Regions from separate parts of the Homo sapiens genome. Here regions 2 and 3 are each linked to region 1. Evidence: chromatin contacts called from ENCODE Hi-C or POLR2A ChIA-PET data. All regions are on one chromosome and are shown on one strand. The core of a region is the stretch at or near the end of the contact, and the rest is flanking DNA. Distances in the headings are between cores, read along the strand shown.

Region 1 (4,114 bases), core at 1,184-3,683:
CTTTGGTTTATGGCTGCCAGTATGTCTCAAGAATCCATCACGTAAACCACAACAAAACCCATTCCAATCTTTCTGAGAACCCAAAGAAGTACAAACCACAATGGCAGTTACTACAAGGTAACTAATTTCACTGACACCAAAGTTGACAGCTTTGTAAACCAACGCTACAGATGTAACACTGGATGCCGAAGATCAGTCCACCCCTCAGAAATGCAGGAAAAAAACTCAACGTCTATGTTTGGAATTTTCATCAATCGGCCTAGAACTCATGTACCTGTCTCTACCTTGTCTATATCTTACTGGTACTTAGAATTCTCAAAAGGCTTTGAGAGAGCGCAAAGCTATTTTCTCGAGACAGGCTCTCACTCTGTCACGCAAGCTGGAGTGCAGTGGCACGATCACTATTCACTGCAACCTCCGCCTCCTGGGCTCAAGTGATCCTCCTGCCTCAGCCTCCCGAGTAGCTGGGACCACTCCCGCCTAATTTTTTGTATTTTTTTCGTAGAGATGGGGGCTAATTTTTTGTTTGTTTGTTTTGTAGAGATGGGGTTTCGCATGTTGCCCAGGCTGGTCTCAAACTCCTGAGCTCAGGTGATCCGCCCTCCTCGGCCTCCCAAAGTGCTGGGATTACAGGTGTGAGCCACTGTGCCCGGTCTGCTATTTTCTATTCTCAGAGACAGTGGTCAGCACCCAAGTTTGATATGCCAAGTTCATCTAAGGGAACAACCAGGAAAACAGTAAAACTTTGAATAGAGGTGTCCAATTGATTGCTGGCCTACAATTGCATTTGAAGATTCTCCTGTCATTTGCATGCATGAGTGTGAAGGGAGGTGCGGTGCTGGTACACAGAATAAGCAAGGCGGTCAAGGTGCAACACCAGCTTTTTGCCCCAAAGGCCAAACACTTCCAGCAATCTCCCTTCCAGGGACAATGGCACACAGCCGCCTTGGAAAAACTTAAAAAGCCATGCCAGGATGGGGATGGGAGGATGGTCTGAAACCATCTTCCAACAAGACAGATGCAAACCAGCTGAGAAGTGTCACGGAGTGTGCACTCTTTAAGAGTGAAAGCTGTTTCCACAATTAGCGCTGACCTTATGCGAGATGTTACCACCTTTGGTCCCAAGTCTCTGCCTCCTCCTGAAGACCCTATCTTAAGAACTGTCAGGATCGCGATAGCAATAGATAAAAAGGGAAACCAAACAAGAAAAGGAAGTTTGTCGGCCAGCCCCCGGCCGGTCTCACCTCCCCGCGTCCAGCTCCCGGCCCGCAGAGCCTCCCATGTCTGTCAGGCTCGCAGCTGAAGCAGCCAGCTCTCCAGAAGGCCTCTTGCCGGTCCCATCCCCACCGCCGGAGCCACCGTTGCAGCTCTTGGTGCGAAAGAGGCGACTGAGGCGGATTTTGAAGGAGCCCTTCCGAGAAGGACCCGCGAGTGGCCGGAGGGGCCCGGGAGGAGGCGGGGGCGGGGGAGGTTGCTGCTGCTGCTGCTGCTGCTGCTCCCCTCTACTCAGGCGCCCCAGAGGGACCAAGTCCTGCAGCGGGAAGGGCACCGGAGGTAATTCAGGGCCTGGGGGCTGCAGCAGAAGCCGGCCGCCCCCTCCTCCTCCGCGACCCGGGCTGCTGAGCTCCTCTTCCGAGCAGCTGTTAGTCTCCAGGCTCTCGGCCTCCGATTCCAAGCCCTCCAGGACCAGCAGCGCGTCGCTCGTTTCCGTGGGGTCCTCCCCGGCCTGCGGGGCGGCAGCAGGCGGCTGGGGCTGCGGAGGGGGCGGCTGAGGAGGACACGGACACGGGCAGCAACCCCCACCGACTGTCTTGACCCCCGGCCCCGCCGGCTGCCCGAGCCCCAGAGCCGCCAACTGCGCCTCTAGTCCAGCCGCCGGGCCCCAGGTCCGCTCGAGCGCCAAGCCCGGCGGCAGGGCCTTGGGGTCCAGGGCACAGCGGTGCCGGGGACACAGCAGTTCCGAGGGTCCCGGCTCCGGGGCCGCCTCCACGTCCTCCTCCTCCGGCGGCCGACCCACGTTGCGGAACACCATCAGCTGCGGCGGCCGGGAGCCCCGCGGGCCGGGCCGCGCGAGGAAGGGTGGCGGCGGGGGGCCATGGCCCGGGGGCGGTGGCGGAGGGCCTGGCTCGGGGGCCGCCTCTCCATAGCCAAGGAGGCGGCTCAGGACGCGGTACGAAGCGGCCGCCGCCGCCGCCTCGCCATCCCGGAGCTCGGCCTCCTGCATCGGGGAGAGGGAGGGAGGGCGGGCGGCTGGGAGCCGGGCTGGGGTGGGGACTAGGCCGGGCCCCGCCGGAGCCCCGCCCGCCGCGGCCCCCGGAGCGACAGCGCTAACGGCCGCCGCGGCCTCTGCCTCATAGAGGGGGGCGGGGGGCGCGCGGAGCCCAGCGCGAGCCCAGGCCGCGCTCCGCCACCGCCGAGCACCGCCCCCAAGCCGACGTCACTTCCGGAAGGGCTTAGCCACGCCACTTTCCCCAGGGCGTGCTCGCGCTGGCCTCCACGGCGAGTGACGCCGCGCGCGCCCCCGGCCCCTATTGGCGGTGAGCTGTCTGTTGGCTGGCGTTGGTCTCTTTTCCCGGTCCTTGCTTTTCACTTCCTGGGCGCCCAGGCCCAGGCCATCCCATTCGGTAGAGTGGAGAGGCCTTGGAAACCATGGTCTGGTCCTGGGAGCGCGCCGCTGGCCTTGGGAGCACATATGGTTCTGCCATCTACGCCGCTTGCGATGTGTGACCTTGGCTGAGTCATTTCATCATTAATCTGTATCTCCGTCCGCCTGGCACCCAGTGAATGTTTGTGGAATCAGTACATGAATCGTGTTCTAGACCCAGTGCTGTACTGATAAATGTGTAACAACCAGCTCTCTGGGGGGAGAACGGGAATGTATGCACATATATAGGTACAAAAATTTGTCGTTAAGTTTTACTGACATAAAGGATGTGTAGTTCACAATTTACAATTAATAGTAAATTGGCAAATTCCATATAACTCTTTCTCACAGAATGCTTTCATTGATTTTTGCCAAACTCTTATATGGGTAGCCAAACTGTGATTGCAGTTGACCTAGGAGTGTAATTGTAAAGGTGAATGTTGGTTGATAAAACTGAAAAAGACAAAACTTAATTGGATTGTCAATGATGGGAGCAACTTCTTTGCTGAGTCAGAAAACGGTTTCAAATACTGGAAGAATATTTACTCAATTTTTGTGCTATTCATAATGTAACGGCTACAGACAACACATTAAGTTTTTGCTGTTGTTGAGATGGAATCTTTCTCTATTGCCCAGGCTGGAGTGCAATGGCGCTATCTTGGCTCACTGCAACCTCTGCCTCCCGGGTTCAAGCAATTCTCCTGCCTCGCTCCAGGTAATTTTTTGTATTCTTAGTAGAGACAGGGTTTCACCATGTTGGCCAGGCCAGTTTTGAACTCCTGACCTCAGGTGATCCACCCGCCTTGGCCTCCCAAAATGCTGGGATTACAGGCGTGAGCCACCGCGCCCACGCCCGGCCTTCTTATCTTTACACAGGGATAAGGATTGCAATTTTGCTTGCTTGCAGGCATGTTGTGAGGATCAAATAAGATCAAGCTTTTTGTGTGGAGGAGGTGAGACTGGAGGCAGGGAGCCCATTGAAATAGTCCCAGTGGGAGATATTGAGAGATGCAAGGGAAAAGGAGGAAGGATCAGCTGCAGAACTCAGTGACTTCTAATACCTGAGGGTGCATTGAGGGGAAGAGGGTGGAGGGTTGAGTCCTGCAACCAGAGGGACCTTTTCAGAATGGAAATGTGTTCATAGCCTGTGATTAAAATTGTTCATGGCTTCCCATTGTTCTTAGGCTAATGTGTGATCTTGTGATCTGACCCCTGTGTGATCTAACCCCTGCCTCTCTAGCCACATCCCCTGCTAAGCTCCACCTTGTTCTCTGTTCCCTGCATTCCCATCAACCTTGCGGCAGGCTCCCATACATGTGGGCAAGAAAAGCTATTCCCTTTTCTTGCAAGACTTTTCTCTTTTTGCTTAGTAAACTCCTACTCATCCTTCAGATTGAACTCACTCCTCACTACCTTAGGGAAATCTCCCTGCCTGGGCCCTTCCTCCTCCCCAGGCTCTGAGATCATTCC
Region 2 (4,114 bases), core at 1,013-3,512, 610 kb after region 1:
ATGCTTCTATCCTGATAGCGAGTGAGAGACAGACGAAGAGATTGTTCTTCAGGGACATTTACTCTGAACACTTCATTATCCTTCTTGAGGCAAGCTGGGTAGGCAGAGAATGTTCTTCCATTGGGCAGAATTATGAGAAGCAAAGATTTGCACCTATTACAACAAACTAGAGGGAAAGAAGGTGAAATGAAAAGCCAACATTTTCATGAAGTTATGACTCCCTGTGGCACCCTGAGGAGTAATGGGTGTCTGGAGGCTGAAGGATGGAGAGGTTCCTGAATTTGGGATTTGCTTGTCTCCGGGAAAGAGGGACTGAGATCAGTGTAAACTTTCCTCAGGCTACACGCACACAACCATCCCGCTTCCTTCTGGCTCTCAGCACAAGTGGCCCAGGCACCTGTAGCAGACCCTGTATTTAAGAGGCATCCTAGCTCCTTAACAGCCTGACTTGATAAATTACACCATCAGCCCTTGCACACCTAGGAGATTAGATCCTGCCCCTAGGCAGATGAGAGCTGCTAGACTCTTCCTCCTCCTGCTGAAATTCCTCTCTATCCCTAACCTAACCTTACTTCCTCCTAGATATCTTTCAAGGGTGGGAGAGGAAGGAAAATGTGCTTAGAAACTCCTTTGCAATTTTTCTGCTGATTCTGAAACCCTAGTCCCCCAATCCCTCCAACCCCAGCACTGTATCACCAATTCTGAATACCCTAAGTTTCCAGAGTAACTCAGTTTTACTACTGGGAACTGGCTTCCCGTCTTCTCAGACCAGAAAGTGTTGAACTTTATTATTAGACCAAGCGGTTGCACAAGTGGCCTCAGTCAATATACACAACCCCCAAAAAAAGGTTATCAGTGGTATCCTCTTTTTGCAGATGAGGAAACTGAGGCTCCCAGAAGGGAAGCGTTATGCTCCTCCCCAGAAGCTTTAGGTCTGTGTGTGGTGGAAGCAAAGAAGCCCCTTTCCCTGTTCTTCTACAGGTCAGGTCCTAGCTTGCCGGTTTGGGCGCGCTTCCGCCGCCCTCCCCTCCTGCCCGTCACCAGGGGGGAAGCAGGTGAAACTCCAATAGTGCTGCAAGGCCTATGGCTTCCTACCTGGCCCAGGCCAGAGTGGGAAAAAAAACATCTTTCCCTCAGTAGCTCTGTCGACACCTTCTGTACTAGGAGTGCAAGACTTCTGCCACTGCTGCAGTGACCTCGTCTACAGAGCTCGTCCCCGGCCCAGGGAACCACAGATGTTCTGGAACTACGAATAAACCAGAAATGAGTGGGCCGGGGGGACCCTCGGCTGCAAGTGTCCACCCAGCTGCAGGTCAAGCTTTGCTTTCACTGCCTCACCATCCTAGTGCCTCACCATCCTAGTGCCTCACCATCCTAGTGCCTCACCATTCTGCCTCACCATCCTCCCCCAAGGCGGAGGCGCCTTGACATCCGGGTTTAAACAGGAGAGTGAGGAGCCCCAGGGGTCCAGCTCCCCAGTGGCGTGGCCAGGCTGGGCGCCGGTGCAGCCCAGCTGCTGGGGGAGCTTCACTTTGGCTACTCCCTCTACCCATAAAGTAGTCTCTTTCCAAGAGTTCTCCCGGACTCCTTCACCCTCGCCTACGCTCTCTGGCGGGCAGTTCTGCAAACCCAAACCGCCAGACCAGGCCAGGGAGGTTCTGGGGCCTGGAGGTAGTAACCGAGGTAGAAATAAATGGAGTCCCTCCAGGGCATGCTCACCACACCTAACGCTGCCTCACCTCCCCCGTGGCCTCGGCGCCCCTTCCTAAGTGGTCAGTTTCTCTTCCGCCCTGCGGGCTCTCCTGGCCCACCACCTGCGTCGGCCGGGACGCATCCAGGGTCTCTACTCTTCGCTTCCTCCTGCGTCCCCTTCTTCCACGAGCACCCCAGCTTCCTCTGGCTCTCACCTGAACCCCGAAGCGTAGTGTCTTCTCTCTGGACTAAAGCGGAACTGAGAACCGGTGGAAAAGCCCCGCGCCTAGGCTGCAAGGCACTGGCTTAACAAGTCCAAAGGTTAGGTGAAGTTTGGCTGATAAGCAGAACCAGTAAAAGAAGGTCTCTAGCCCCCCAGCGTGAGTACAATGGACCCTGGCAAAGCCCCGCTCCCGGCCCAGGTCTTCTGCTCTCCAGGTCTGCCCCTCCGGCTCTCCCTCTCTCCGGGTTTCCCCCTCCCCACCATCATTTGCATCCAGCCGAAAGCTGGGCCCTTCCCACTAATTTGCATATCTTATATGGCCTAATGGTGGCGATCATGGCAAGTTAGAAGTTTTCTGACTCCTTTCGGAGGAGCCTCCGGGACCCCGGGGAGTAACAGGTGTCTGGAGGCTGAAGGGTGGAGGGGTTCCTGGATTTGGGGTTTGCTTGTGAAACTCCCCTCCACCCTCCTCTCTCGCACCCACCCACCCCCTCACCCCCTTCTTTTTCCGTCCTTGGAAAATGGTGTCCAAGCTCACGTCGCTCCAGCAAGAACTCCTGAGCGCCCTGCTGAGCTCCGGGGTCACCAAGGAGGTGCTGGTTCAGGCCTTGGAGGAGTTGCTGCCATCCCCGAACTTCGGGGTGAAGCTGGAGACGCTGCCCCTGTCCCCTGGCAGCGGGGCCGAGCCCGACACCAAGCCGGTCTTCCATACTCTCACCAACGGCCACGCCAAGGGCCGCTTGTCCGGCGACGAGGGCTCCGAGGACGGCGACGACTATGACACACCTCCCATCCTCAAGGAGCTGCAGGCGCTCAACACCGAGGAGGCGGCGGAGCAGCGGGCGGAGGTGGACCGGATGCTCAGGTAGGCGCAGAGCGAGGTGGAGGGGACCCACCCGAACCCCTGGAGCCCCGGCCCCGGGCCTGAGTGACACTGCGCCCGACCACACTCGCCAAGCCCGTTTCCCACCAGAGAAGTCCCCCGGGGGGCGCTCTGCTTCTCTCCCAACACCCGGACCCTTCCCAATCCCTTAGCGGGACGACCCTGCGGCCCACCGGGCTTCTTCTCCCCAGGCCCAGGCCAGCGTCCGAGACCCAAGGGCTTTTCCCCGCGGGGCTGGGGCTGGGCCGGGGAGAACTGGAGCTGTGGAGCCCTTTGCCGGGAGGTTTGCCCACGCGACTGAAGGTGCGAGTGGGTGCAGTGAAACCGCTGCGACTTCCCGGGAGCAGAGCCTCGCGCCGCTGCAAGCCCCAGGCCGCGCATTTTTCCTGCGCCCTGCCTCGGGTCTGGAAAGCCGCATGTCGGCCTCGGACACATTGACCTGCATGATGACCTGCAGTTCTTTGCCGAAGGACAGGCGGCATCCGGAGCCGGGATCTGGGAGGCGAGTTCCCTGGTGGGCACTCTTGTTAGCCGCGCCCATGCAAGGCCCGGAATTATCCGGGATCCCCAACGCGGGTTTAGATTTGCAAAGGGCATGTTCCATGCAGGGTCCGGGTGGACACGCGCGGGGCCAAAGAAACCAAGCGCGGTGGTGTGGGGGCGAACGCGTCTCAGACCTCAGTTCGCAGAGGATCTGGTCTCAGTCTGAGAAAGGAGGGCGTTTCCAGACCTCGCTGCCCACCCCCGGCCTCTCCCCGGGAGTTCAGGCCGGCTGGCAGTGTATCCCCAGGGCCGGGATCGTTTGTGGGTCCTCCCCGACCGCCCTAGACTTTGACAGCTGGTTACTAATTATCTAAGGAGCCGAGCGGTTCCCTGAGACAGCACGTCGCTCCCGGGCCACTCCGCTTTAGGACAGAGCCCATCGCGTGGCTTCGGACACTGAAGCGCTGCGATTTCGGGGCTGAGCCTTGGCCGCACGTCCGCAGCGGCGGTTTGGGGTGGGATATGACCTTGCATTTGAATTTGTGCTCCGAGGGCCTGGCGGTTTGCCCTCTAGCCAAAACAATCAGGGGAACTTGTAGATTTTTTTTCCCCAAACACACTTTGGTATAATTCATAGGTTTGAGGTTCTTCCCTCGTCGCTCTCCCGCCCGGAGGTGATTTCTCCCCTACCGGGAGAGAACTCCTGCAAGAGAGTTCCGCGAGGCGGAAGGTGTGAGTCGCGGAGGCTAAGAGGGGTCGAGAGAGTGGCCCCTAGGAGCGGCTGGGGCGCCAGGGCTGCCGGGGAGGTCGCTCAGGACCTGGCGGATGAACCA
Region 3 (4,114 bases), core at 647-3,146, 520 kb before region 1:
GCCACGAGGGGCGGGCGAAACCCCAGTGTGCAAGGACAGGTACATTCTCAAGGGGAGACTTCATTATCTGATAGCTCTAAGCTCAAGTCCTGCCCAACAGCGGCTGGCATGGTCATGGGGAGATCAACAACTTTCCTCGTGCCCACAATATACCCCCTCCTCTCCTCCTGCCCAGTCAAGCCCAGGACCAGGAGGAACAGTGACACAGCAGCGGCCCCATATGCCCACACTCCCCAAGAGCAAGTTCAAATATCTTTCAGAACCTCCAACCCCACCTCCTCACGCTGACTCAGAGGCCAAAGGTCACTGAGGAAGCTCACACACCAAGGGGGAGGGGAGAGATAAGGTGTCCAATAAACTATCCTCTCCTGAACAAAACCTGGCTCCAGGTCAGTAATGAACTTGGCCCCAGGGCTCTATACCCCTCTTTCATCTAGTGTTCCCACCCTTGCACCTCTCTTCCATCCAGTCCTCCCAGCCCTCCCAGTTCAGATGGAAAGGACAGAATACTTGGACTTGGAGCCAGCTTTGGGTGGTGGATGAAAGACGCGGTGAGGAAGGGCACAAAATCACAGAGGCCTCCCCTCCAGACTGGGGAGGGGATGCAGAGGGGCAGGTTTTACCTTAGGATCTTACGGAGCTTACAAGAGAACAGGATCCTACCCTAAACTGTACGGGAAACACCCAGTTCTACTCTCCAACCCCCCTCCAAAAGTCTAATGGCAACCAGATGAACAAGTCCAGCATTGGGGAGACAGGGCCCCCAGGGGACACTGAATCTCCACAAGGCCACCCTCCCCTCCCCCCAATACCTCCCCCTTTCCTCGGCTTCCCCAGAACTCAGCCAACCCCACCCTCCATTGGAGAAACCTGCTTTGAAAAGTTAGCTCTTTGTTCTTCCACACGGTCTCCTGGCTCTGAGCACAATTTCAGGAGATCTCAGCTAAGCACCCTCCACCCACCCTACTCTGCCACCCAACCCCACCCGGCTCAGGCTGGACGGCCCAGCACCGGGAGTTGGCTTTTAATTGGAGGTGGGGGTTGGGAAGCTGTGGAGGAGGTCTGCGAGTCCTTTAACGACTGAATCCAAGGGGGTGCAGGTCGTTCAAAAACGGGGCTCTTGCGGCAGAGCCCGGGTCCTTACCCAAAACCCCCCGCATCAGATGCCACACACTCGCAGGCTGATAGCCCCCGCCCCGCCAGGCCAGGAAGCCAGGCCACCCCCGCCGGAGCGGACGGTTTTGCAGGGCCCCCCAGCCTCTGCCCCGCCCCCCCGCCCCCTCCACCAGCGCCCCGCGCTTCCGCCTACTTGGCGCTCGGCGCAGAGCGGAGAGGGAGCGGCCGTCTCTTCTCACTCTCCAGGCCGTAGGGGGCGGGACTGCACCCCTAACCTTCCCCCAACACACCCCGGCGCCTGACTTCCCTGCTCCTCTCCCGTCCTCCCAACCCCGGGACACAGAGCCCACCCCTCTCCAGCAGCGGCTGCCCGCTACGCGTGGACTTCCCGCCTCGCCCCAGATCTCCTGGTTTTCAGACTGGGATGTGTCCCCACACCCCATGACACCGCCCGCTCGCCCTCCCTCCATTCTCCTGGGATCGCGGGGATAAGGCGGCAAAGACCCGGCCCTTCTCTCCTCCCTGGATTCGGAGCACTGCGGGGGATTGCAAAGACGCGTCTCCCGGTCCCGGGCTCACCTTATCCAGACAGTTCACCTTCTCCGTGGGATACACGATCTTGCCGCACCGGGCGCAGTTGGGGTTCATGGTTCCGAGAAAAGCTGGGGCGGGGACGCCTGAGCTCACGCGCGTCCTGTTCCCCGAGGCGAGCTGGCGGGAGGCGGCCGCGGCTGCAACTACACAGGCAGCAGCGACGGCGGCTGGAGCTGGGGAACTGGCCTCCGCCTCCGCCCTCCTTCCCCTAATAAACACAGCGGGGAGGAGGGGCTGCACTGGGGCGGGCACGCGCCTCGGGCGCGGGCAAGGGCACGCGCAGCGAGGCGCGCTCTCCGGGCGACGTGGGGCTGCGCGGGGGCGGGTTCCTGGGGGGACGGCGGGGCCCGCGGTGCTGGCGCCTCAGCGCTCTCAGGCTGACTGCGCCCGGTGCCCAGGGCCCTTCCCCAGCCGGAGGCGGCGCAGAGGCGAGCAGGCTGCACATCTGGGGCGCCCGGGCTGCGGGAGGCGGGCTAACCCCTCAAGCCCGTCGAGGGTGGGGTTGGATCCTCCTGAACGCTGGAACTGATTCACCGCATTCGGGGACTTTCTACCCGGCATGAATCTGCGGACCGAACGGGGACCCCCTACCCTGCCCCTCTTAGCTCTCTTCCGGCCCACACCCTTTCCCACATTTGTGGGGCGGAACCCGTCCCTCCCTCTTGGACCCTGCGCGCTGCCGGGCCCGGGCTAGTGCTTCCCTCTCGAGCCCCTGCAGTGCACCTTCCCGGGGTTCCCCGGATGCGGGCACCGTCTGCGTTCAGCTTGACCCCTTTTTCTCCAGCATTCCTTTCTCCTTCTGTTACACCACTACTCACAGTGTAGCAGCTGCAACAATGCTTAGCACCCAAGGAGCCGCCTCCAGGCGCTGTAGAGGCGCGGGGGTATAGCTCAGTGGTAGAGCATTTGACTGCAGATCAAGAGGTCCCTGGTTCAAATCCGGGTGCCCCCTCAATGGCTTGGTTTTTCCTTCCCCTTGTTAACCATCTGTTTTTCATTCTTGACTCACATTTTAACATTGGGTCCTGACTAAAAAAAAAAAAAAAAAGAAAAGAAAAAGTATCTTCCTCATTTTTCAACCTTAGCAGAAATCTTTCGGTTTTACTTTGTGCTCAGCGGGAGGAGGGGGTGGGTATAAAAGCTGCGCGACCGCATTACTCGCGCCAGAGGTGTAGGGATTTCTGCGGCCACGGGCGCCAGCCTCAGATGGGTCAGACAGTTCGAGGTGCCGGGTTTGAGGGACAGGATGTTTCCAATGGGGGTAGGGAGACAGGGGAACGCCTCAACTTGGCGTTCCTTTTGGGGGTGGAGGGTGGGTCAGGCGAGGGAAACCCATAGACACAGCCCTTCTCCAACTTCAACTTTCTGTATTAATGGTGACATGGACGTGCTGTGTTCATCCTTGACTATTAATGTACAAAAGTAAAGTTATAACCCAGTGCAAACTGAGATAAACGAACACAGTGTTTCTCAAATTTGAACGTGCATCAGAATTACCTGCAGGGCTTGTTAAAACACTGCTAGTTTCTGATTCTGTAAGGGGGCCCCGAGAATTTGCATTTCTACCAAGTTTCCAGGTGCCTCTGGTGCTGCTGGTGTGGGGACCACATTTTAAGAACCACTGAAGTAAGAATAAAAGGCCATGGAGTTTCATAACCTAAAGATGGGGACAAGTATCTGCTGGCTGCGTGCCTGACAGGGTCACTGTTGGGCCGGAGGAAAATGGTAAGTGTGACGGGAGACAAGGGCGTCCCCCTCGACTAGGTTTTGCCCAAAAAAAGGAAAAATAAAGGAGAAAGGAAGAGGCGTGCTGCCTGGGTCAAAGGGCAGCTGCGATATTTTAAACCCGGAATGTGGTTGTGTCATTCCTCGGACCCCGGGGAAACGCGCATTTTTTTCTCCTGGCTCCTATTACTGTGAGCTGTATCTCTAGGCTGAACAGAGAGATCACAGATCAGCAGAGCTGCGGTTCCGTGCAAAACCCAGGAGGAACCAGTTTTACCTCTCCTTTAGGCCTTGAACTTTCCATGTATAGCTTATCAAGCCAAAGCCCTGCCTATGAGCTGAGTCAAGAAGGAAGAGGGGAAAATTGCTCGCTGTCTACCTTCTATCTGTGTGCCCTGTCCTGTTCGAGTTCGCGAGTATATGAAAACCTCTGAATTTGGATTACTTCTCCTAGTTTTCATAGTCAAGTACGAACTACTGCCCCGTCCAAGACATATTTTTTACCCCAAAACAAATTATAATTAACGTTAAACCAATGGGCATCGGAGATGGAAATCGATACGCGCCTTTGTTCTCCAACTGAGAGTACTGGTGCGCTTATCGCCACTTGGGGTATGAGGGCTCAGATCCACCTAAAGGCAGCCTCTGGTTGCTGTTCTCTCCCTCTAGGGTACGGGAA

The links. Hi-C counts contacts between places; a loop is a spot of excess contacts on that map. ChIA-PET counts read pairs that join two places held with the same protein, here RNA polymerase II (POLR2A). Pooled maps may share reads with other maps.
Region 2: a loop to region 1 is called in a pooled map, with 3 times the contacts of the local background. The contact joins the promoter of HNF1B here to the promoter of SOCS7 in region 1. A Hi-C loop is called at or near these places in 1 of 50 pooled maps. POLR2A ChIA-PET finds 5 or more read pairs at or near these places in 2 of 52 experiments (HepG2 and activated CD4-positive, alpha-beta T cell).
Region 3: a pooled map shows a loop between it and region 1 (20-fold over the local background). The contact joins the promoter of LASP1 here to the promoter of SOCS7 in region 1. A Hi-C loop is called at or near these places in 2 of 37 single-sample maps with no recorded cell type and 7 of 50 pooled maps.

The regions. Positions count from the first base shown.
Region 1 is chr17:38,350,163-38,354,276 of GRCh38, reverse strand. It overlaps SOCS7 (suppressor of cytokine signaling 7), which reads right to left and starts at 2,433. Exons shown (of 10, transcript NM_014598.4): 1 at 1,245-2,433. The coding sequence starts at 2,224. LOC124903991 (a long non-coding RNA gene) reads left to right here and starts at 3,281. Exons shown (of 2, transcript XR_007065738.1): 1 at 3,281-3,359; 2 at 3,552-3,818.
Region 2 is chr17:37,743,207-37,747,320 of GRCh38, reverse strand. HNF1B (HNF1 homeobox B) reads left to right here and starts at 2,262. Exons shown (of 9, transcript NM_000458.4): 1 at 2,262-2,780. The coding sequence starts at 2,437.
Region 3 is chr17:38,867,840-38,871,953 of GRCh38, reverse strand. LASP1 (LIM and SH3 protein 1) reads right to left here and starts at 1,896. Exons shown (of 7, transcript NM_006148.4): 1 at 1,696-1,896. The coding sequence starts at 1,764. It overlaps TRC-GCA4-1 (tRNA-Cys (anticodon GCA) 4-1), which reads left to right and starts at 2,591; the gene lies at 2,591-2,662. RefSeq lists enhancers at 33-634, 1,647-1,796, 3,287-3,466, 3,042-3,642, 3,643-4,114, silencers at 1,237-1,336, 1,857-2,166, 3,587-3,686 and a cis regulatory region at 3,904-4,114.